Linked DNA regions of Homo sapiens: regions 1 and 3 are each linked to region 2. Evidence: chromatin loops called from intact Hi-C (ENCODE). Cell type or tissue: Calu3. All regions are shown on one strand. Each heading gives the region's core, and the rest is flanking DNA. Links, peaks and the distances in the headings are about the cores only. Region 1 overlaps LOC105378313 (a long non-coding RNA gene). Region 2 has its middle 400 kb from the start of IPMK. Region 3 has its middle 240 kb from the start of IPMK.

What was found. A loop is a pair of places that touch in the nucleus more often than their neighbours do. Peaks named below come from ENCODE experiments on the same cell type or tissue, not always from the same donor. Only the 100,000 strongest peaks of a DNase experiment are listed, where the experiment ranks them.
Region 1: a loop joins it to region 2, with 4 times the contacts of the local background. A loop is called at or near these places in 2 of 110 quality-filtered maps.
Region 3: a loop joins it to region 2, with 5 times the contacts of the local background. A loop is called at or near these places in 2 of 110 quality-filtered maps.

What each region holds. Positions count from the first base shown.
Region 1 is chr10:57,335,203-57,343,871 of GRCh38, reverse strand. The region is part of intron 5 of LOC105378313 (a long non-coding RNA gene); the gene reads left to right. Among named protein-coding and RNA genes, the nearest start is that of MIR3924, 35 kb to the right of the region's middle. In Calu3, for the core only: CTCF peaks have their summits at 4,460 and 4,663; a DNase peak (open chromatin) is centred at 4,611.
Region 2 is chr10:57,860,129-57,868,797 of GRCh38, reverse strand. No RefSeq gene overlaps it. Among named protein-coding and RNA genes, the nearest start is that of IPMK, 400 kb to the left of the region's middle. In Calu3, for the core only: no CTCF peak of the experiment used is centred there; a DNase peak (open chromatin) is centred at 3,777.
Region 3 is chr10:58,019,178-58,027,846 of GRCh38, reverse strand. No RefSeq gene overlaps it. Among named protein-coding and RNA genes, the nearest start is that of IPMK, 240 kb to the left of the region's middle. In Calu3, for the core only: no CTCF peak of the experiment used is centred there; DNase peaks (open chromatin) are centred at 4,036 and 4,346.

The sequences.
Region 1 (8,669 bases), core at 2,358-6,357, 530 kb after region 2:
ATTGGTCCACTTTACAGAGTGCTGATTGGTCCATTTACAGAGTGCTGATTGGTGCGTTTACCATCCTTTAGCTAGACACAGAGCGCTGATTGGTGCATTTACAATCCTTTAGCTAGACACAAAAGTTCTGCAAGTCCCCACCTGACCCAGAAGCCCAGCTGGCTTCACCTCTCACCATCAGCAGGAAAATTGTCATTAGGTCCCCACATTCATTTCTGTCTCCAGTTGGAACAGTAGTTAATTAGTAAGAAGTTTTTAAGTTCAGAAGTTAACTGGAACCATTTTGCTAAGGGTAAATGTTTTAGCACAGGCTGTAGTAGCAGGCAATATAGAACATTCCCTCCATTAAAGGAGCCTTGACCAAAGATGACATAGACTCTCTGGAGATCCATTTTTCAGGGAGCCAGGCAGATCACACAAGTTTAGGAAGTCAAAGGGGATCACAACAGGCAGATAAGCTGAGGTTCTGTGGGTAAAGCATAGTTAATCCAATCACTTAGTTCATCTGGTTCCATGGCTTGGAAGGCTACGCCTGCAACCTTGGGTGGAATATTTAACACAGTGCTGGGACTTAGGAACTGAGGAGAGAAAATAGTTGGGGGGATGCTCCCACTGTCTTCTCCTCCCGCTCCACCCTGGGTCACAATGAAAGAAAGAAGGACTAAAAGGATGCTTTTATTTTCACTTCTTTTTCTAGATGGGTAACAGACTATCTTCAGCTTGCACCCCTCTGGAGTGCACTCTGAAACACTGGAACTTGTTTAACCTCGGTACTTTAAAGAGAAATGTGACTCATTTTATTTCGCACAAGGGCATGGCATTTTTACTAACCTTTGCAAGTGTCGTAAGATCGACCTAGCTTTTTTAACAGGCATAACAGGTAAGCCTATAGAAAATAATCCCCCAATTACAAAGGCAGTTTCTGGGGGAACCATCTGATAATTCCCCTTATTTGGGGACACCTCAAGTTTTCTTCTCATTACAGGACCTTAGGCAAATAAAGGAAGAACTAGGCCAATTTTCTGACGACCCCAATAGGTATGCAAAAGGTTTCCAGAATTTAACTCAGGTGTTTCACCTCATATGGAAGGATGTTATGCTGCTCCTAAACCAAACTCTAACCACAGCAGGCAGTTCTGCAGGTAGCAGATAATTTTGGAGATGAGCAATATACCTCCTGTAATATATCAGAAAGGAAGAAAAGAGATAGGGAAAGGGAAGAAATAGCAGAAACACCATTTCCAATAGGAAGGGAAGCTGTTCCTCTTGACAACCCTAATTGGAATCCCAATAGCTCTACAGATGAATGGAAAATAAAGCACTTTTTAATATGTATTTTAGAGGGCCTATGAAAGAATAGGGCAAAATCTGTTAATTACTCTAAACTGTCCATGATAGACCAAAAGCCAGATGAGAATCCTGCAGGCTTTGTGGAAAGGCTGAGAGAGGCACTAAAAGAGGACACCTCCTCATCCCCTGATTCAGTTGAGGGACAGCTCATTCTAAAGCTTAAGTTTATTACACAGGCAACTTCCGATATTAGAAGGAAACTACAGAAGTAAGCTATAGGACCAGATAGCATCTTGGAATACCTCCTTGAGGTGGCCACTTTGGTCTCTTATAATAGGGACCAGGAGGAGGCCTAAAAGATAGAGAGGAAGCTCAGGAGAATGACAAAGGCTCTAATAGCCGCTTTGCAAGTTTGCAAAGTCCAGGATACCCCAGGTGCATCCGTTAGTTGCTATGAGTGTGGCGAGCCAGGGCATTTTAAGAAGGAGTGCCCAAACATCAAGAAGAAGCCACCTTGACCAGGTCCAGCCTGAAGTGTAGGCCACTGGATATCAAATTGCCCCCGAAGGCAGAGGTCACTGAGTACAGAACCAGTCTCACCGATGATTCCAGCAGGACTGATAGGTCTTGGGGCTCAAATCCTGGCTCCGGTGGCTAAAGTGTCATTACAGCACAGGAGCTCTGGGTAATTCTGGAAATTGAAGGAAGGAAAGTAGACCTCGTTCTGAACACTAGTGCCTGTCTGTCTCTCTTTGCTCCTCTCTAATTTAGACCTCCCCTCTTCCCATAATACGACTGTAAGGGGCGTCTCAGGACAAACTCCAATCCAATATTTTTCTCAGCCTCTTAGTTGCAATTAGGAGGACCTGTTATTTATACATGCTTCCAAACCACTGCCACAGTAGCTCTACTCATCAGAAAAGCCTCCAAATTAACCCTAGGAAATAATTTACCTGTTTACACCCCACATTCCCAGCAAGTGTGGCTGCTCACCAGAGCTTTCCACCCCCCAATACCTTGGCCCCAGGGGACAGCAGGCCTTGGCCTTCTGACTTGTGAGGCGAGCTGACATTCTGGACCTTGGGGGACGGCAGTGGCATGGAGACTTGAGTGGCGGCCGTTGTGGTGTTTGTGGTTGTAGATGTGGTCACTCCCACTGCCTCGGCCAGGTCTGGAGGGAGGTCATCTTCATCACTGCCGTTACTAAAAGCACATGAAGCTCTGCTCATTAGAGTAGTAAACAGGCTGTGAGGAGTGGACGGAGGATCCTTAGCAAACAAACAGCCAGTAAAGCAAGCAATACATAAGGCAGGATAACGTCTAAAAAATGTCTCTCCCCAGACACAAGCACTGAATTAGCTGCACTAAAAGTTCTTATAAGATCACAAATTAAGCAAGGGAAAGGTAGCTAACTTTTATACTAACTCCAAGTATGCTTTCTTAGTTCTTCATGCTCATGCTGCCATTTAAAAGGAAAGACATTCTCTTATCACTAATGGATTTACTATAAAATATTACCAGGAAATTAGCAGGCTATTATCCTCAGTTTTCCTTCCACAAGAAATAGCAGGAATGCATTGTAAGGAATATCAAAAGGAAACAGATAAAGTAGCCAAAGGAAATAGGTTAGCTGATCAGGCAGCTAAGTTGGTGGCAAGGAAGCCTCAAGGGATTAACACACTTCAAGCCATCCTAATCAAGGAAGGCTCCATAAGAAAAATTAAACCTCATTATTCCCCTGCAGAAATAGAGTGAGCCACTTCTCAAGGGTGTACTTCTCATAACTCAGGATAGCTACAGTCAGAGGATGGCAAACTCCATTTGCCAGCCTCCAGTCAATGGAAAGTCCTTACATTCCTTCACCAAGCTTTTCACTTAGGAAAGGATAAAACTTATCAATGTGCTCAGAGGTTGTTTTCAGGCAGAAAACCTCTAACTTGGTTAAGCATCTACCCTCTCTAGCTCACTTTCAATAGGAATTGATACATCTAGAAAAAGCCCAACCCCAAGAAATAGGACCACCTTTACTTAACCTAAGAAATTTCGTATTAGTGAAAACTCATCTCTCTCTCTTCTTCTTTAAGCCAAGCTGGGAAGGGCCCTATACAGTTCTTCTTTCAACCCCCTCAGCAGTAAACGTTACAGGTATCAACTTCTGAATACATCACACTCAAGTCAATGCCTGAAGACCTGAGGGAGCAACCCCTGACAGCCCAGAGGAACATCTCGAATATCAATGTGGAGAAACAGAAGATCTTAGGCTGAAAATCATAAAAGATAACTAACTGAGTGAGGGACAATCATCTTACTCAGCCCCACTCCTTTACCTCAACAAATACTTTTTATTACTTCTACCTTTATTATTATTATCTATACACACACACACACGTACACACAAACACATACTAGCAATCTCCTTCAGACACAACACTAGGGACAATGATAAACTTTCAAATAATTTTTTTTATTTTTCTTAGTATTATAAAAATAATTTATTTTAATATAATTATTCTGCCAAATAATAGAACTTCTTTGTAACGCGTATTTGCAGAGAGATTTTAATTATACATGGAATTGCATTTGTAACTTCATAAATCCCCCAAGGGAAATGTTATATCTTGGCAAGTAAAGTTTTAAACAAAAATTATTTACTATGCCACTTTTATGGGAATTGTTATAGTCACGCTATGATTTGCAATAAAGCTATACACTGTGGTACCCACAATGTGGAATTCTGGTTTTAAAATTCTCATGGCTGTAATATTTTGCCTAATTATCATCTTTATAGCAGGATTAATAATTACAGGAAGGATTTAGTCAAGTTTGTTTTGCCTGTAGCAGGAGTACTAGTTACAATCAAGAAGTAACCATGAAAGTTTTACTATCATTAAGTTTGCTAGGACTTTTTACTGAAGATTGATAATATGGTGCACTCTAAGCTATGGAAAGGTTATAAAAGAGAGATTTTATATAAGAAAGGATCTTGTATAGTAAATTCTCATCCTAAAAGGAAATGACTGGTTGTTTTAAGGATGAATGTTTAGGACAAGTCAGAAAGTTTGAATATGTTTTAAGAGGGTCTGTGAAAATCATGTAAGAATTTAATAATTAAATGGAAATAATTGCCAAGATTGACACTAAAGTTATTTTAGCCACCTAATACTGCTTTTCTCTTAATCATATCACAAGTTATAAAAAAGGCCTAAGCCTAAAATTATCCCCTAGTGGCAAGTCAAGGGGCAAAATGTGTTTTTCTCAAGGAAAATGTTACTTTTATATTAACTTTTCTTGTAGTGTACTATGACATCTAGTGGAGGCAGACCGGTATTACAATCCATTGGTGTAACTAACAGGTATCAAACTATTGTCATAGTTAAGGTTTACAGTATCCCCACTAACAGTGATAATCTTAATACTCATATTCTAACTTTATATTTTAAACCTTCTTGTAAAATTTATCTCTTTTTGCCTAAAAGCAATCAAACACCAAATGGTGCTGCAGACAGAGCCACACATGGACACACCAATCTTGTGAGAACCCTTAGACCAACCTCAGGAGGAGCCCCAACTGCTGTACCCCCACACCACGCCCCTTTTTGGCAGGAAGTAACCAGAAAGAATCATCATCCAACACCCCCAACAGCAGTTAGGGCAAAATCTCCTGAGGGTGAAAATAATACAGGAGTTACTAAGAAATAATTTTTAGGCAGCTAGAAAGGGTAAAAGTTCTCAGTGGAGATTCCACCGAGACTTTACGTTCTGGAAAAGAGATTCCAGAAAGTAATTCAGCCTTGCTGACACCTTAATTTTAGCCCAGTGAGACCTGTGTTGGATTTCTGACCTACAAAACTGGAAGATAATAAATTTGTGCTTTTTAAGCCTCTAAAGTTCTGATAATTTGTTACAGTAGCAATAGAAACCTAAGAAGAAGTGTAGTAGTGCATTTTAAACATGTAATTGAATTGTAAAGATAACACATTTAGAAAATTGATTCAGGAGGAAAATTATATTTCAATTCTGATTATCCACAACACACACACACACACGTACAAACACACGCATACTAGCAATCTCCTTCAGACAAAACACTAGGGACAATGATAAACTTCCAAATGATTTTTTTATTTCTCCTAATATTATAAAAACAATTTTTTAATATAATTATTTTAGTGTGGAATATTTCTAATCAAAAATTTACAATGTATATGATTGAGTCATTAATCAAGCTCTAATGATAAGTATTCTTTTTCTTTTCTGATATGGTTTGCATTAACATTTGTGTTTTAATCAAAGCCAGCAACTTATTTGAATATTTTTTCACAAGGAAAAGTTCATTCATAAAAATATAAAAGCCTTTACATAAATGCATAACTGCTAAGATATATATCAATTTGCATAAAATATAATTTTAAAAAGTATGTCAACAAATAAATATAATTGGGTTTATACCTTCTACAATATTTTATTTTCTTTATAGTGAATAACTATAAGGCATTTGATAGAAATTTGAGGTAGCTGAGTTTAAATCCTGGCTCTGTGTCACCTTACTCAATTCCATAAGCTTTTCTGTTATTTAAATTAGTAATCTGCAATAGGAGGGGTTATTTGACTACATAACATTTAACTTTACATTTCTCTTTAAAAATTTTTGACTACACCTTTTATGACAGTTGCCATTGCTGTAGAGTCATGGTTCTCAACCTGGGTGATTTTCTTCTCAGGGGACATTTAGTATCTGGAGAAATTTTGTTGTCATAACTCGTGTGTGTGTGTGTGTGTGTGTGTGTGTGTGTGTGTGTGTGTGTGTGTGTGGTGGGGGAAGAGTTAAATTAACATGTAGTGGCTTGAGTTCAGGGATCCTGCTAAATATTAAGTACAATGCATGGAATAACCCATACAACAATTACCCAGCCCAAAATATCAATAGTGCCAAGCTTGAGAAATCCTGTCTTAGAGAAAGAAGTTATTCAATATTTGATGCAAAAAGGGAGGTATTTTACTGATAAAAGTGATGCTGATTCCAAATACAATCGGATTTAATGCAAACTAATGAATACCTCTCTGGCAGCTAGAAGAGTGATGGTTCAAAGTATTTTACTTTGCAATCTTAATTACCTGAAGTAATTTGGAACACAGGAAAAACAAAACACGCAGTCATTAAGTTTCTAGATCTCTTTGAAATCAATAAAGACAAGATTCCATTAAGAAATCCCAGAGCCTAGTGTGCATTTGAATGAATCATGGTGTGACCTATTATATATCCTTGAGTTCTTTGCTGAAATTGGTTGTCATTGTATTCAGAACTAATACAGGTCAAATTGAGAGGTGACAACGTGCTAGCAGCCCTCGTTTGCTCTTGGCGCCTCCTGGGCCTCCACCTCTGCTCTGGCCACGCTCCAGGAGCCCTTCAGCCTACCGCTGTGCTGTGGGGGCCTTTCTCTTGGCCTGTGGAGGCCAGAACCGGCTCCCTCTGCTCGCTGGGAGGTGTGGAGGGAGAGGCGCAGGTGGGAGCCGGGGCTGCACTGGGCGCTCTTAGGCTGGCACAGGTTTTGGGTGGGCGCCCGCTCAGCGGCCCCGCACTAGGCATTGCCAGCCAGTGCCTGCTGGCCTTGATGGGGCACAAGCTCCCTCTGCACTGCCAAAGTGCCTGGGCTAGGTACCCCAAAGTCTGGCAGTGAGTGCCATTGAGAGGTGAAGCCACTGGGCTTCTGGTTGGGGTGGGGACTTGGAGAACTTTTCTGTCTAGCTAAAGGATTGTAAATGCACCAATCAGCACTCTGTCAAAACGGACCAATCAACTCTCTGTAAAACGGACCAATCAGCTCTCTGTAAAATGGACCAATCAGTTCTCTGTAAAATGGACCAATCAGTAGGATGTGGGTGGGGGCCAGATAAGGTAATAAAAGCAGGCCACTTGCGCCAGCAGCAGCACCGTCCTTACATGCCTTTCAGTGCTGTGGAAGCTTTGTTCTTTTGCTCTTGGCAGTAAATCTTGCTGTGCCTCTCTATTTGGGTCCGCATCATGTTTAAGAGCTGTAACACTAACCGCAAAGGTCTGCAGTTTCATTTCTGAAACCAGCAAGGGCACGAACCCACTGGAAGAAAAGAACAACTCCAGAGACGCTGCCTTTAAGAGCTGTAACGCTTACTGCAAAGGTCTGCAGCTTCACTCCTGAAATCAGCGAGACCACGATCCCACCAGAAGGAAGAAACTCCGGACACGTTTGAACATCGAAGGAACAAACTCCAGACATACCATATTTAAGAACTGTAACACCACGAGGGTCTCTGGTTTCATTCTTGAAGTCAGTGAGACCAAGAACCCTCCCAATTCTGGACACAAAAGTACATCACTCAGAGATCTGTTAATGACAAAGTTAAATTTGTGAGGGACGGGTTGGTAGTAATATTTTATAGTATTTCCCATGTTTCTGCATTGCCAATAAAGTAGCATTGTAGAAGCTGACATCTCAGAATTTACAAGTAACTAAACATTTTTAGGTGATTCAGAAAGATATATGCTAGGAGACAGCAAAGAATTCAATCTTTTGCCTTTTCATTTCAATCTTCAGGCTTGTTAAATAAACTCCTTTAACTAACAAACTGTTCATACTTATTTCCAATCTAAATACTAGTTAGTAGCTCAGCATTGCCCCGATTTCGCTCTTCTTTTCAGATATAACGACACAAAAGGGAAGAAAGCTGGAACACACGTTTATGTAGACAGAAGTAGTTTATTCAGAGAAATAGTTTCCTCCAGTCCTCTGTTGCCTAAGGTAAATTTGACGGAATATATTCCTAACTTTCCCTATTCCAAGTGAATGTGACTAATTTTAAATATGCCACACAAATGAATTCAGATAGCATGTATCCACCAAATATAGGGTGACATCCAAAGGATTGCTAACACTCACATTCTAAGAACACCATGCTATAAAATCGTTTTATTTAAAGACAAGTATCCAGGAAAGTCGTTGAAAGGGTAAATTACTGAATATTTCTAGAGTCCCTTTTATTTAAGTCTCTTTCTCTGTATCAACCATATAACCATTATCCTTGGCCCGTTCATAGCCCCTCTACAGGTAAAAAAGAACTCAAGGTTAACAACTCATTATCATGTACAGTTTCACTTACAGGATGCAAATTTGGAGTATTTTTTCAAAGAATTATGTATCTTTTCCACAAAGAGTTCAATGCTACACTATTCAGATTTTTATTGTAGGTATAGAGAGTGCTTTTCTGAGTACTTGTTTGAGACTACAGGAAGAGGAGTAGTGCTATTTATGTTTGCACTCTAAACTGAGAGCTCCTCTTACGTAGTTGTGCATGTGATTTAGAAAGAACCTGGACACACAAGATTTTGCAATGGTGTCGCATAA
Region 2 (8,669 bases), core at 1,778-5,777:
CCCCAGAAAACTTCTGACTCGCTTCCTGACTGCCAAGCAAGAAGGAATTCTGCCAGCAGATGGCCTTCAGACTTGAAATGCAATACTGACTCTTCCCTTGATCTCCAGCTTGCTGGCCTATCTTGCAGATTTTTGGCCTTCTGGCTTCCATTATTGCAAGAGCCACTTCAATTAATCTCTCCATATATATATATCTATACATATACACTCGTATATATATCTATATATACCCATATATATACCCATATATATCCATATATACCCATATATATACCCATATATATACATATACCCATATATATATATATATAAGCATCTCCTGTTGATTCTGTTTCTCTAGAGAATCCTGACTAATACAATTATGCTGAGCAAGGGAAGCTATACACAAAAGCATACATATTGCATGGTTCTATTTATATGGACCTCTACAGTGACAGAAAGCAAGTCAGAAGTTTTCTGGGGCTGGAGCTTGGGGAGAATTACCTGGAATGGGGCACAAGAGAATATTTGGGAAATGTTCTGTATTCTGATAGTAGAAGTGGTTACACAGGTATAAAAATTTGTCAAAACTCATAAAACATTCACTTAAAATGGGTACAATTGTTGTATGTGAATTATACCTATGTAAAGTTGATTTTGAAAGCATAGAGCCTGTAAATATTACATGTGGGAAGAAGGGGAATTTGTGCACAAGCTCGGGATGCTTTGCTGGGAAGTAAGTGAAGGCATTTGTAGATGGTGAAGTATGAAGGACAAGATTTGTTTTGCATTATGGCTCTTCTCAGAGCACTTGAGGTTACCCCAGGGCTTGAAAACTAGTGATGGGGAAAACATCTGAAAGTTGGGCCCATGGAAGTGGTAGAAAAGTACTGGAGAAACTTAAATACAATACTGGAAGAGACTATATAGTAGACATTTTCTCATATGGAACTTTCAGAACAACTGTAGAGACCATTTGTAAAGAATCTGGCTTTCCAGAGAAAAGCTGGTTATCAAGGGACTCAGACTGAATCTGCACACAACACTAGTCAAGGATTCGCTCTATCACTTCCTCATGGGGAACTTCTATTAAGAAAAATACAGATTTCAGAGCCTTACATCTAAAGCTTGTAGATCTTGGAACTTGTAATCTATATTTTTAAACATGATTTTCTGGAGATTCTGATGAACATCCAGGCTTGGGAAGTAGTTCCTAGACAATTCATAAGGTGTAGAAAAAGCTGCTAATGGCTGGTAACAGGGTGATGAGAGAATGAGGAGATGACCACATAAGATTCAGACTTCCCAAAGAGACTGACCTTCTATTTCCTGAGTAAAGGTTCAATAAGGGAAACTTTGCAAAATGCAATGAAGCAAAACAGACTCTCCATGGTTGCATTGTGGTTTTGCCTTGCTTAATTGGAAACTGCAGTATTTGTCTGGAAATGCTTGCTGATTAAGTCAGTATTTACTTTGTGGTGTACGATTTGAATGAAACTAAAACAGGTAGATTTAAGAAATGTTAACAATATTCATAAACCAATTCTCTGATTTCTCATGAGTTGATTTCATTAAAATACAAAAAAAATTTGTCAAATACTCTTTCATTGACAAAAAAATTAGCTTTAAAAAAGAATAATAGCCCTATTCATAAATTTTCATCTATTTGAACTCCTTTACATAATTAATATTTAGCAGGAACAATTGTATGTCATTACACATATTGGTAAGCTAAATGCAATTATGAGAGCACGTCACATTTGGGATAAAAAATGATAAGACTGACATACCTTCTGACCTCAATCTCCATGGAAAATAATTCAAGTAAGATAAATTAGACTTAGAGAAATATAGGAACAAGATTCTTGTTAAAGAACAAGTCTTGTTATAAATGCCGCTTGAGTGGAGTAAAGTCTGTTTTAAAATCCTTGAATATAATTGACTGTATGTCTTTTTGGAATGAAGGCTAAAATATCCTTAACATCAGGAAATGGATTTTAAACAGGTTAAATGATTTTATCTGTAATTTAGGAACTTTACCTTTTTGCACTTTTAGCTTTAAATCTCATCCTCCACAGTCTGAGAAGTTCTTTAAATTATGAAAGTTGGTTTATAGATGTATTTTCACAGAACCACTGAGTCCTGGAAATTGTTAAAGGATTATGCCAGATTAATTTTTGATTTTGCTACAGACAATCAAATGCTCAACATCTATGGAGCATATAACATCCTGGTATTCTGAAGTACAGGAGAGATAGAAAATCTTACAACCTGAGGTAGTACTGGTTGTCTTTTCTACTTCTCACATCACCTCTTTCTAGTATGCCTTTTATAGGCTGACTGCAGCCTCTACTTCAATACCTCCTAAAATAGGAAACTCACTATCTCACGATGCTGTCAATTCATTTGCTGGAGGACCTCAGTGAAACAAAAGATCTTCCTTATATAGAGTATTTCTTTAAATTCCACAAATTTACCCTACTTAAGTTACATGGAATACCACAGGAAGCCTACATTTCTGCATTTTACTCCATTAATATCTGAAAAAGCGTCATGTTTCCCATGAATTCTCTATTCCCATGTCTGCAAATTTCCTGGTGCTTTTCCTTATTTTTTCATGGAGACTTTTCTTCTCACCTACAGCGTACGATTGCAATGTCCCATGGCAAGGGCCCTAGTCATCTGGCACCTGCTTACTTTCTTTAGTTTTATTTCTTATCATTCTCTGATACTGCTCAATGTGCCAACCATGCTGAGATACCCACAGTTTGCCAGATGAAATGTGCTGTTTCACAGTGGCATATTCTGAGATGTACTTTTTCCTATGACTTAAGAATTTTCCTTCCCAGTGAACCCCTATCATCTTTTAGGATTCACTCCATTGTCACCTGCTCTAGAAGCCCCACTTGACGCCTCCAGGGGAGGAGAGTTTCTCCCATCTTCTATCTTACCATTTGAAGATACCACTGCTCAAAGTATATTCTCATGTCTCTCTTCTTCCCAAGATTGTAAACCTGTTGAAAACAGTGACCATGCCTTTGTTATTGCTCTGAGTATTCCTAAGTTGCACACAGTGGGTGTACAACAAATGTCTGCTGAATTCATGGACTGATATCCCTGATCCCAAATGATATAACTGCTCTGAACCCATAGATCCCCTGGTAATAATTACAATGTACCGTGCTTATGGGCACAAATATAATCAAATACATATGATTTCTTTTTAAGTGTCAGTTTCTTTCTTTGTCCCTAAAAGGCCATAGGTGTCAGAGTTGAGGTATTTGTGCTATATGAGTCACCAGCCTTATCTCTTTTAACCCACAAATTCAAGCTTAATCCTTATAACTTATCACTGTTTTGGCACCCTCAACACTACTTTTTTTGTTCCCTTCTTGACTTTCTGGTTCTCAGCCTTTCACATATTTCTCACCTGCATTTACATTCTCTTTACTGATGCCAGGTGTTAGAACTTCTCTCCCCTGGTTCTAACTCTGACCTGATTAGTTCTGTCTCCTGATGCTGTCTGTGTTTCAGCATGAGGTTTTCCTGTCTTGCTCTATTGATATTAGTGCACCAGAGTCAGGTGTTAGGCATAAAAAGAGTCAGCACATAGAGTGAATTTAAGCAATAAGCTGGGAAAGGGATAGCTGGAAACTAGTACCCAAGGGAGAAGAATGATTCTGGAATAGATAATCTGCCTGAAAGGTGGGGACAAGTATACTAGACAAAGCCAGGTAGGCAGGTCAGCATCAGGACATATATGAGTCATGAAGATCAGAGCCTCCAGCAGGGAGAAAACGCAGGAGAGAAAATGCAATGGGATCTAGAATAGTATAAATGCCAGAAGGTTACAACACAGTTGGTCAAAGTCCATGTAAATGACTATTTATTGGCTCTTTTCTACATATGGGGCAGGTGCTGTGTTTGCTGCACATTGGGGAATGAATAAGGGAGTCACAACCCTGCACTGGGGTTGCTTACAGCTGAGTTGAGGGAAGCTTACCAAATACACAATTAAATCCCCTTGTGATGGTGGAATTACAGGATGCTATGGGAACATGTAGCAGCGACAGCCAGGCTGCTGCTTCCACCCTGTTTAAATGCTCTGGCGAGACATTTCAGGGGTGCTTCTTTCTCAATATTCTCAAATCTCAGGCTTGCTTTCCCTCCTCTGTGACTACCTTGAGAATCCCCCAATCCTGGGTCCCAACAATTCCTCTTTATGCATTTCAGTCTCAGACTACAGTGTCAGACCAAGTAACAACACTGCTTTTCTCTCCTTGGCTTACTGATTCTCTTATTTATTTCACGTTCACTCTCTAATGCATTACCTGAGTGGCTGCTCCAGTCCTGTCCCTTCCAATCAACCTCAAATCTTTTCATCCTCAGTGCATGACCTTGTCTCTGATTTTCCTGAGCAGATTGAGGTCATCGAATGAGAATTCCATCCCTCCACCCCTTGCTACCTGCTGAAATCCATCTCTACTGCCTCTTATTATTCCTGCACTTTTACTTTTCCCTATTTCTTTCCTCCAGACTTTGAGAAAAAGGCAACCTTCTTCTTTTTATAGTGCTGACCTTTTCACTTGTGATTTCAACCCGATCCCCTCCTTCTTTCTCCAAAATTTTTCTGGAAAAAGAGTTTTCTCTTTTTTTCTGGCATCTTCAGTTGTTCTCTTCCTATTCTCTTTTTTTTTCCAGGTACCAGAATGCATGCACACATGCTAGACTTATCCTAAGAAAAAGTCTCTCTCTTTTTATTGACCACTTTCTTACTCTCATTACCAAACCCATGTACAAGTATAAGTGTCCCATGTTTAGTTGACAACATGTTGGTAACTTAAGAAAGGGGCATCAAATTGGTGTATCCCTAGTGCTTCTATTTCTTCCCAGATTTCTTTTTATTTTCCTTCTGTTCAGATTATTATCATCCATTTTTAACTTCTTTTTTTTTTTGTAAGGTTAGTAGCACAATATAACACCTCCATCTATTTGGGCTTGCTGCAATTATCAAATAAATACTTTATCCTTTAAAAGAGCTACATGCCTGGCAAAATGTAATCACACATTGAATGTAAGTTAGAATTTTTAAGGCATCTTTTTTATATCCTACGTGTTTCCCAGTGTCCAAATTGTCAAATTTCTGTTTAAATCGAATTGCTAATATTTTGATTTGAACATGATTAGCTGCCAGGTATGGAGGTGGTCAATTAGAATAAGCCAAGCTGAAACTAACAATTAAGTCTTTCTTTATGTATTATGACAGCACAGCAAGAGGCAAAAAAGCGAGGCAATGGTTCACCAGTATTTTATTTTCCCCCAAAAGACAGCACCGGATGAGGCTTTAATGGACACATGATAGACAGGGGAGAATTATCTCACTGCTGAGGAGCCCTGGCAAAAGGCTCCTGCATTTTTTTTAATTCCAGCATTATTGAGGTATAATTCACAAATAAAAATTGTACATATTTAAGGTGTACAACTTGATATTTTGATATATGTATACATTGTAAAATAATTGCCACAATCAAGCTAATCAGAATGTGCATCACCTCACAGTTACCATTTTTTGTGTTGCTAAAAGAAAAACTTCAGCCAAATTAAATTTAAAAGAGTTTAATTGAGCAATGAACAATTTACACATTCGGCACTCTTCCCAGCCAGTATTTTTGGAGACTTCAGCGCAGCCACGTGTAGGAAGAAGATTTATGGACAGAAAAAGGAAAGTGATGTACAGAAAATGGAAGCGAGGTACAGAAACAGCTGGATTGGTTACAGCTCAGTGTTTACCTTATTTGAACAGGGTTCCAACTGTTAGCTACATTTGATTGGCCAAAACTTAGTGATTGGCGGAAGCACAGGCCATGGTCTGGTTACACCTCCACTTGTTACAGTTCACGATGTACAGAGAAACCTTTAAGCCAGACTTAAAATATGTAAGGAGACAGCTTTAGGCTAAACTTGTTTTAGCAGTGTGTATGTGGTGAGAACACTTACAATCTACCCTCTTAGCAAATTTCAAGTATATACTATAGTACTGTAAACTAATCACATTACTATACATTAGATCTCCAGAAATTATTCATCTTGCCTAACTGAAATTTTCTACCCTTTGGCCAGTTTCACCCTGTTTCTTCTTTCCCTAGCACCTGGCAACCATCATTCTATTGTCTGCTACTATGAGTTTCCAACAGGTGTATGAAAATGTGCTCAGCATTGCTAATCATCAGGGAAATGTAAGTCAAAACCACCATGATATATAACCTCATATGTGCTAGGATGGCTATTATCAAAAAAAAACAAAAGATAACTTGGTGAGGATGTGGAGAAAAGAGAACCCTTGTACACTGTTGGTGTGAATGTAAAATGGTACAGCCATTATGGACAGCAGCATGGAGGTTTTTCAAAAAATTAAAAGAACTACCTTATGATCCAGCAAGCTCCCTTCTGGAAATATCAAAAGGAAATAAAATAAGTATGTCGAAGAAATATCTGCACTTTTGTGTTTATTCCAGCATTATTCACAATAGCCAAAATATGGAAACACCCTAAACATTCAATGATTCAATGATGGATGAATGAATAAACAAAGTGCAGTACACACACATACACACACACACACACACACACACATAAAGGAATACCATTCAGCCTTAAAAGAAGGAAATCCTGTTATTTGAGACAATATGGATGAAACTGGAGGACATTATGTTAAGTGAAATAAGTCAGACACAGAAATACAAATACTTCATAATCTCACTTATATGTAAAATCTAAAATAGTCAGGATCTGCAATTTTATGAACCCTCAGTGTCTGGAGAAGGGAGACGGGGAAAGGCTAGGGAGACAGAAATACTGAGTCAGAATGGAGAAAAGTTTCTTAGCTAAGGTTCTCTTCTTCCCACACCCCACCATAAAGACACCAGGGTTAGGAATGTAGATACACCTATGAGCCTGGGGGGTACCCACCCCACCCCAGTCCTTGAGAGCAACTTCCTCTAGAATGCAATGAAGGAACTGCAAAGAAGGACCAGTCAAACTGCAATTAAGACCAGTCAAAACAATATTTTAAAGGTATAATCAACAATTTGAGAATTTTACAAGGAAACTACTTTAGACACAAGCTAGTTAATTTACAAAAGACATTATCTGTTCCACCAAAGAGTAATTATTTTCATCTCTACTGGGCCAAAATCTTAAAGTTAACCTGTGTCTCTCAAACTCAAAAATTGTTCAGACAATAAAAAGTCAAATCTGCACCACACTGAAAAATAATCCAGGTCTCTCTTTTATGTGTTTCCAAGCTTCAGATAATTTTTTTGACACAATGAAATGTGATTCTGACCTGCCTCACCGGGTTGTTGTATTAAATAAGATATTGTATGGTAAGCTCATCATAGTGGTCACTCAAATGCCAGGTGCAGTTAGTTAGATGGTCATTGCTCCTCCTCAACCTTTTACAATTTGACTTTTCCGCACTATTCAGCTGAAATGTTTTGTTAGAAGGGACATCCCAAGAGCTAAGTTAATTGGCCTATTTTTGGATATTACTATTTTTTTTCCCTAGCATTTTGCCTAATTAACTATCTACTACTTATTGACATGTTCTCCTTCTTTGGTTTCTTTCGATTCTACTGCCCTCTCACTAAGCCTATTTCCTGACTTATTCCATCCTATTAGTTTTGAAATGTGAGCACCCCGCTGCAGTGCCTCATCTTTCTTCACTTTTCCTCATTTTATTCTCTCCACACTTCAATATTTCCAACACATATTTCCCCCCGACATAAATTGCAAACACATTTTTCATTACATTTTGGGAATTTCTACAGAGAAATTTTATCAACATTTCTCACTAAACACATCTTATGTTACTAAAATGTTTCCTGGCCTCAGGATTATCATTGTTTACTTATTTATTTTGAGAGACAACCAATACCCTAAGACATTTAGGCTAGACACTCTTCACTGTAACTTTTGACTCATTGCTTTCCTTTATTCTCTATATTTAATCAATTGCTCAAACTTATTGACTTTTGTCTTAAAATAACTTTCAAACTTTTTGGCAGATTGTTATTTTGGTGGCCCTAAAGAAACTATGCTTCCTGTATTTATGCCATATGGAGTCTCTGTCCTCAAAAGGAGATAGTCTGCCCTGGAAGGCTGGCATTGTCTGTAGAGAACTTAAAAATAATGACAAAATCAACTGAAAGTTGCTTTAATTTTTGTTAGTATCATGTACTTGAATTTTAAACCGTGTCAGTGGCCAAGTACTCTTCCCAGCTGATGTAGACCTCTCCCACTGCCTCTTGGCTGGGGGCACAACTCTCCTCTACCCATTCTGGTTTTTATCAGGTGGTTAACTTTCCCCAATGGGACATTAGCAAGTTTCATGCATTGAAAGACTGGATAAAACTTGCACACTGGAGCTTGTCCTCTGGAATATTTGCTTTTGGAGTGCTCCCTTTGCAAAACTCCACCACCATGCTGTGAGAAGCCCAAGCCATATGATGGTGCCATGTGGACAGTAATTGAGGCGCTCTGATTGATAGCCCCATCTTAGTTCCCAGCTTTTTCTAAATCTAATAACAAAAATTTCTTCTTATTTCATCTAGTTATGTTGCAGACCTAGAAATGATCTCAAATTATCATCCAAATATGCATCCCCCAGTTATTAAATTATAATAATACAG
Region 3 (8,669 bases), core at 2,403-6,402, 160 kb before region 2:
GACTAATATAGTCACATGAGCCTTTAGAAGCAGAAAACTCTCTTTGGTTGAGTGAGAGAGACGGGAAGGAAGTCAGATTCCAAGCAGGTGAAGGATTTGATGCATTGTCATTGCTGGTTTTGAGATGTAGGGAGGTCATGTGTAAGGACTGGAGAGAGGGCAGTTCCCCACTGACAGTCAGCAAGGAAATGAGGTCCCAAGTTCTACAAATGAAAGGAATGAAAGGAGCTCAGCTGAGTCAACAATATAAATGAGCTTAGAAGTGGATTCTTCCCTGGGGCCTCTAGTAAGAAATGTAGCCTTGCTGACACCTTAATTTTAGGCCAGTGAGATGTGTATTGGACTTCTCACCCAGAGAACTGTGAGATAATAAGTGGGTATTGTTTTAAGCTGTCAAGTTTTTGGTAATTTGTCATAGCTGCAATAGAAAACTGATACATGAGTTCATTCCTTTATTTTAAACTTAGACAACCATCAACATTAGGTCTAGGGCATCTTTACTTTTGAGGAATACTGACAGCTGTTAATCAGATAGTTTCTGGTTTAGTTTGTAATATTTAATAATCCTTATATATTTACTTACTGTTAAAAATCAAATTAAAAAGATACTTGTCAAAAGTGATTTTTATAGTTTGAATAAATTAAAATCCCTGATTAAATGTATATTTCATGTGTTTTCTTTTCTTTTTTTTTTTTTTTGAGACGGAGTCTTGCTCTGTCGCCCAGGTTGGAATGCAGTGGCGCGATCTCGGCTCATTGCAAGCTCCGCCTCCTGGGTTCACGCCATTCTCCTGCCTCAGCCTCCTGAGTAGCTGGGACTACAGGCGTCAGCCACCACGCCTGGCTAATTTTTTTGTATTTTTAGTAGAGACAGGGTTTCACCGTGTTAGCCAGGATGGTCTGGATCTCCCGACCTCGTGATCCGCCCGCCTCGGCCTCCCAAAGTGCTGGGGTTACAGGCGTGAGCCACTGCTCCCGGCCTCATGTGTTTTCTGATAAAGGAAAAAATTCAGTTTTTTCAGTTACCTTCTTTGAATAGCACAGGAGGTCCCAAGTTCCCAGTATCTACTTGGCCCTGCTGGCAAGCAGTGGTTGGCCTCTTGAGTATCTGGGTGAACTCAGTGACACAGATGCACTGGGGCCAGCCTGGTGGCCCATTCTGAGTGGCCTCTGAGACATTCTCCTTTTTGCTAAGGACAGAGCATACTTACTTGTTATGAAACGAACACTGCAAGAGCAGGCAGGTAGGGCAAGTCTGTGTCCTGCACAAGCAATTTCATGCAGTTGTTGTTGATGTCAAGGAAATAAATGTTGCATTTAATGCCGCCCTGGCTTCCAAACAAAAGAAGTCAGATCTCACCCTTGGAGAATAGAATTCTGTGCCTTATTTATCACTGAGAGCATGACAAGGGAAAGGATCATCTCTTTCCTCTTGAAATTTTCCAGCAAGAATTATTTGCTGTTCATAATGTGCTCAGAAATAGTTATATTTGGATACGAGAAGAAGAACATGAAATGCAGGAACTCAAGTTATTTTTAATTTTCCTTTTATTACATGGTAGCAGACAGAGATAATTGTAATGCTTGACATTGCATGTGGACAGGGCGTGTCAAGTGTCTCTTCTCCTACAGAAGAGGCAGAAGCTGTTCTTTGGGCTGGCACTTGAGGGAAAACTCATGATTAAACACAAATTACCAAATGGCTTTTCCTATTGACCTTGACCATGGTCTCTGTGTCCCCCGACCCCCAGCTATTCCTTTTCTATTTGAAGATTCAGATAAAAGAAGAATGGTATTTTCCAACTTAAGTAAAAAATAATTAATGAGAAATAATCTGAATTAAGCAATGTTAAATAAGCTTATTTGCTGCAAAGTTTTTTCAGAGCCTTTAGATGCAGCTACTACCACTACTACTAATGCTAATAAAATGATAATAATAATAATAACAAACAGATTAAACACTAACTATATGCCAGGCATCATTCTAAGTGCTTTGCAAGATTTAACTAGTTTAATATTACATGAGGAAGGTACTGTTATTATCACACCATTTTACACATGTAGGAACTAAAGTCAGAGAAAGAAAGTCACTTGCCCAAGGTCATTTAGCTTGTGAGTTTGAGGATAGTATTAGTACATAGTATTTCTCAACCTTATTTGACTATAACCTTACTTCATTTCTTTTTTTTTTTTTTTTTAACCTGTAGCATGTTATGAGATTAATGTTCCATGAAAAACAGTTTTGAAAATGTTGGAGTAGAGAGAATAAAATGTAAGAGAATTGAGAAAGGCATTGAAGAATGATTTGTGATTTTTAGTCATAGGAGATCAGCATTCTAGTAACCCCCAAAGATAGGGGAATCCATCCTCATCTCAGTGATCAGATATACTATGTTCATGGCCAGGATTTCGAATTTTAAAATCCGTGATTTTCATCCCAGGTGGTCTTTCCATGTCTTCCATGAAAAGTCTTACTACCAGACTTCCATGTCTGGTAAGTAAGTTGAGTGTGTGTAGCGGGGTGATATTTGGAAGTAAATAAGGAAACAGAGGAAGTTCTGACACATACCACTCAAAAAATAATCCCTAATTTTAGAAAGATGTTGTTACTTCACTTGGTATACATCCTTGACCCCTGTATCCAATGCCTAAACCTGCCCCTGAGCAGATTACAATGAATTTTAACAGACTGTATAAATTCTCTTTCCGTACGAAAAGGTCATTGTTCTTAAAGCATATGAATATGAAAAATATACATAGCCACAAAACATATGAAAAATGCTCATCATTAACCAGAGAAATGGAAATAAGAACATAAATTAACATTTTTTTGTACCTCACAAATTGGGACATTGAGCAGTTCATAAAAAATAGGATTGAAAAGATCCTTTTATACGCTTTTAGTGGGAATGCAGATTATTACAGTATTTTTGGAAGGCTCTTTGGGAGGCTCAGATAAAATCAGTATAGATATACACTTTGACCCAGATATTCTTGAAATACCTACCACCAGAATGAGCTTCCTCCATTCTGCCTTGTGCAAAACCATATTCCATACATATATACCTCTTGGTAGATTGCAGTATCGTATTGTTAAATTACATTAATGTATTATTGTTGCATCATTTGCTCCCTCTAAGAAGATTATATATTGTCACTTTTTCCTAAGTGATTTGCTGTGCTCTTCCCAGTAGGATAAGTATATTTGCTACCTCATTAATGGTTGGGTTGGCCATGTGACTTGCTTTGGACAATGGAATATGGAAGTAACACATGCTAGGACAGAGAAGACACTTCAAGAGCATCATGTGGTTTCATTATTTTTATCTCTTCCTTCTACTAGCAGATTAAAATAAGGCTGCTACTTTAGCGTGGGTCTCCGGGTAAAGAAAACATTGAACAAAACTGAAGCCAACCCTCAGATATCACTTATGTGAGTGAGAAATAAATGCTGGATGAGCCATTGAGATTTTTGCTAACCTGTTAACCCTAGTATTGTAACCCATAATAAATGAACAGAAGCTGAATATCTACTTTTTCAACAAAGCCTTCATTCAATGTCCACCCTAACATATATATATATATATTCTTTCCAAATCTATAAAAATTTAAAGTCTATTTTACAAGGCTTTTAAAGTGTGATTTTTTTCCTAATATTGATTTCCCATTATATTAAATATGTCATTGCTCCCCCAAGGTGTATAATAAATTCCCTGAAGCCCCATGCCATGTCTTATCTTTTATAATTATTTACCCTGGTCCTGGAAATATAGTAGGTACTGAATAAATAAACATTCTTCAGCCAATACACCTACAACTATTTATTGAGAGTCTCAATATGTAAGCCATTCTTGCTTTTTCAGTTGGTAACAATGATAATTGAGAACTTTGTTTCTGCCCAGGTTGGCAAGGAATGTTTGTCCATTCCCTCAGAAAGAGTTAACTGGTTCCAGAAAGATTTGTGGGATGAATCATTTACAGAGGCTCTTGAAATGACTGACTTCCTCTACATGACTCACGTTTTCATCTGTGAAAACCTGAAGAAATTGAAAAAACAATACTCAACTCAAAGGGGCCTCATTGTCACTGGAGATGGAGAAGGATGTGGCTCTGAAACCTAGACAGCAACATGCCTGCTTGTTTTTACACTGAAGTAAAAAGACAATTATTTGGTGTGTTTATATTTTCTTTTCAGATAAATTACTTAACAGGGAATGTTTGTGTAAAGTGAAGAGATCAGAGGCAAGAAGACAGAAAAATAATGATCAGTTCAACTTCTTCCTGAAAACAACTCCTGTTTTCTCTGGGGTATCAGTGGCTGGGCTGGTATGTTCGGCACAGGGTTTATAATTTCTTAACAAGGAACACATTATGCAATGCATTTAAGCTATCTACTCCTTTGAGCTCCAGGCCATGTTTTTTGAAATAACAAGGTAAAACAGATTTTTTTCTTCTCATCTTGGAAGAAACTCAGCTTCCTGAAACCTGTAAATGGCTTCCAATGACTTCATATATGAGGCCCTCTGGCATATGGTGTGACCAGTCAGGACCCTAATGAGGAAGGAGGGAAACCACTGTCAACACTTTAAGTAAAATCGGATGTCATTAATCTGAGAATAGCAATTGTCTGGGATAAGTATTTCATACAAGGGGAAGCAGAGTAACACAGCTGTACATTTTCTATTTTTCTATTTTTGTTGAATAGCTATAACAAGTGCATAACATCCCTATTATTTTCTGTATTATAATATAATAATATTTTGATCCTTAGATAAATGTTATTGAATCATTACACAGTTAACCTTGTGAGGTGTTTTGAAGCTAATAGGCCAATGTAATGTGTATTGATAGGCGGCATTAAGTCAGGACTAAACAGTTATTATTATTAGGTGGTACATAAGGGCATTTTAATGTCTGGCAAGAGGATGAAGTGCTATTATTTCTAGAGGGAATGCATACAGGGTGAGGTTATGTTCCTGATTCTACAATGGGCTATGCACAACAATTGGAAAATCCCATTATCTCTTCATGCTTTAGCTTCTTTGTTGTCATAGGATTTTTACAATTCTGTCAGGGAACTTTTTCACTCTTCAGAAGAAAATATCCAGAAAAATTCAGAGAATCTTACATTTGTAGAGTTGCAAAGGGCCCTAAGATTTCTGGTCCAACCATCTCTTTATTGGTGAATAAAATGGGCTCCAGAGTCATTAAATAACTTTTCTGAATTCACATTTGGTGTAAAAGCTGTGATTAAAATATTAATATTAAGAACACATTTTAGGTAAAGAAAATTTGATAAAACAAAGAAAACAATAAAGAATTCAATTCAGACTGAAGGTTATCATTGAGTATCGGGGAACCTGCCCCGATAGTCACGAAGGTTCTTTTCTATTTTCCTTAAGCATCGGCCGGCTTGAGAAATAAAGGAACAGAGTACAAAAGAGAGAAATTTTAAAACTGGGCGTCCAGGGGAGACATCACATATCGGTAGGTTCCGTGATGCCCCACAAGCCGCAAAAACCAGCAAGTTTTTATTAGGGATTTTCAAAAGGGGAGGGAGTGTGTGAATAGGTGTGGGTCACAGACATCAAGTACTTTACAAGGTAATAGAATATCACAAGGCAAATGGAGGCAGGGCGAGATCACAGGACCACAGGACCGGGGCAAAATTAAAATTGCTAATGAAGTTTCGGGCACCATTGTCATTGATAACATCTTATCAGGAGACAGGGTTTTGAGAATAACCGGTCTGACCAAAAATTTGTTAGGTGGGAATTTCCTCTTCCTAATAAGCCTGGGAGCACTATGGGAGACTGGGGTCTATTTCACCCCTACAGCCTCGACCATAGAAGACGGGCACACCTAGGGGGGCCGTTTATAGGCCTATACCCCCAGGCGCGTATTCTCTTTCCCAGGGATGTTCCTTGCTGAGAAAAAGAATTCAGTGATATTTCTCCTGTTTGCTTTTGAAATAAGAGAAATATGGCTCTGTTCTGCCCAGCTCACCGGTGGTCAGAGTTTAAGGTTATCTCTCTTATTCCCTGAACAATTGCTGTTATCCTGTTCTTTTTTCAAGGTGCCCAGATTTCATATTGTTTAAACACACATGCTCTACAATTTGTGCAGTTAATGCAATTATCACATGGTCCTGAGGTGACATACATCCTCCTCAGCTGACAGGATTAAGAGATTAAAGCAAAGACAAGCATAGGAAATCACAAGGGTATTGATTGGGGAAGTGATAAGTGTCCATGAAATCTTTACAATTTATGTTTAGAGACTGCAGTAAAGACAGGCATAAGAAATTATAAAAGTATTAATTTGGGGAACTAATAAATGTCCATGAAATCTTCACAATCCATGTTCTTCTGCCATGGCTTCAGCCACTCCCTCCATTTGGGGTCCCTGACTTCCCACAACAACTGAGAACTTTGTCGGTGGGATCAGAAACCTGTTCACTGCAGTGGAAGGGCCACTCAATGAGGAGCAGGGAAGTGCTTCATGTTAGGGAGGGAAGCACATTCGTGAACACTGATGAACCTGAGAATAGATGCAGAACAGGGAGATGATCCAGTGTGCTGATGACCACAATCGTGTCATCCTGTAGGAAGTTCTTATGTGATATGTTCTGTGGCTTAGTTCTTTGCACTCAGCTGTCCAATGTTTTGTGTAGTTGCCTCAAAGGAATCTATGTCTGCTGGTGATCAGAAAACACAAATATGGGTGTGAAGAACAGGATTAGGACTAAAAACCATTTACCAAGATGTGAACCTTAAAAAAATTATTTCAGTAGTTTTTGGGGAAAAGGTGGGGTTTGGTTACATGGATAAGTTCTATAGTGGTGATTTCTGAGATTTTGGTGCATCCATCACCAGAGCAGTATACACTGAACCCAACATGTAGTCTTTTATTCTCCTCCCCCTCCTATCCTTCCTCCCTTAGTCCCTAAAATCCATTGTATCATTCTTATGCCTTTGCATCCTCATAGCTTAGCTCCCACTTATGGGAACACATGACATTTGGTTTTTCATTTCTGAGTGACTTCATTTATAATAATGGCCTCCAGCTCCATCCAAGTTGCTGCAAAGGCCATTATTTAATTCTGTTTTATAGCTGAGTAGTATTCCATGGGTTATACATACCATATTTTCTTTATCTACTCATTGGTTGATGAGCATTTATGTTGGTTTCATATTTTTGCAATTGCAAATTGTGCTGCTATAAACACGTGTGTGCATGTGTCTTTTTCATATAATGACTTCTTTTCCTTTGGGTAGATACCCAGTAGTGGGATTGCTGGATCGAATTGTAGTTCACTTTTAGTTCTTTAAGGTATCTTCATACAGTTTTCCACAGTGGTTGTACTAGTTTACATTCCCACCAGCAGTGTAAAAGTGTTCCCTTTTCACCAAATCCATGCCAACACAAGATGTGAACTTTGAGCCTACAGCAAGTAAAAATGAGAAGAGATCTAAGAGAAATAACTAAAACAAACCCTCAGAATTTGCATAAGTTCAAGATTCGTGATGCTTATCTTGACAGCAGTTCAAGTGGCACACCCTTGGGTGTTTTAGTTGCCCATAAACTCACTGTAGTCCAATATTTTGTCACAATAATGCAATCTTAGGCTCTTTTCATAGAAATGTTATATTTTTGTTCATATCAAAACATGCAACAGAACAGTAGTATTCGCTAGTGGTCAGACCATTGCTAAAATTGTATCACTAAGCATGACCCTTGAAGGTAATAATGAAGAACTAAAGTGGTGGTTTCTAAACTTTCTCAGGTTGACTGATCCTTTTAAGCTTCCTTTATTCAGTTTGACCACTTTGAATACTGCATCCTTTCTTCTCAGAATATCAACATGATCATAAAATTCACATATTTACAAGTGCTGGTCAAGAACTCAAAGTAGAGATGACCAAAATAGGAGGGCAATCAGGAAGATGAGGGCTGTGGAAACTATGTCGTATGAAAATCAGTTGAAGAAATTAGGAATGCTTAACTTGGAAAAGGAAAGCTCTCTGGGAGATGTTAAGGAGTCATTACCAGAGATCACCAACATCCATGTCTATTTTTCCCAGAACTTGGAAGAATGCATTTTTCCCCTTTGAAGCTGAGTAGTCCATGTGAGTTGTTCTGACCAATGGAACAGTACAGGAAGGAATGTGTGTCACTTCTGGGCTGCAGTATTTTATTCCTTGTCTGACTTCTTCCATTCACGTCTTCTCCTGCTTGTTGATCAGGTTATATTCTCTGGTTGACACAACTAAAAGATGGTGATTCCTCCATCAGTCTAGGTCTTTGACCCATGTGAAACACATTTTCTGCTAACGTGTTTTTACTGATCATCACTCATTCAGGGTGGAGGTGGGTGGGCACAGAATGTACTTACATTGCTTCATTCAGGGTGGAAATTGTGTGCCCCTAATGACATCAAGCACAATTCCCATTTGGGAAAGTGCTATATGTTTCTCTCTCTCTGTTCTTTTACAGAGAAAACTCCTATATGTTTCTCTGTATTCTTTTACATTATATTTTACAATATAAAAGCACTACACACATAATCTCTAAGAAAAGGAGCTTTATGTTGCTGACATTATGTGTTTCTCTCAGTCTTTGAAGCTATGTGGTCTATCCTTTTGTAGGGCCATGTGCATTTTTGGTGT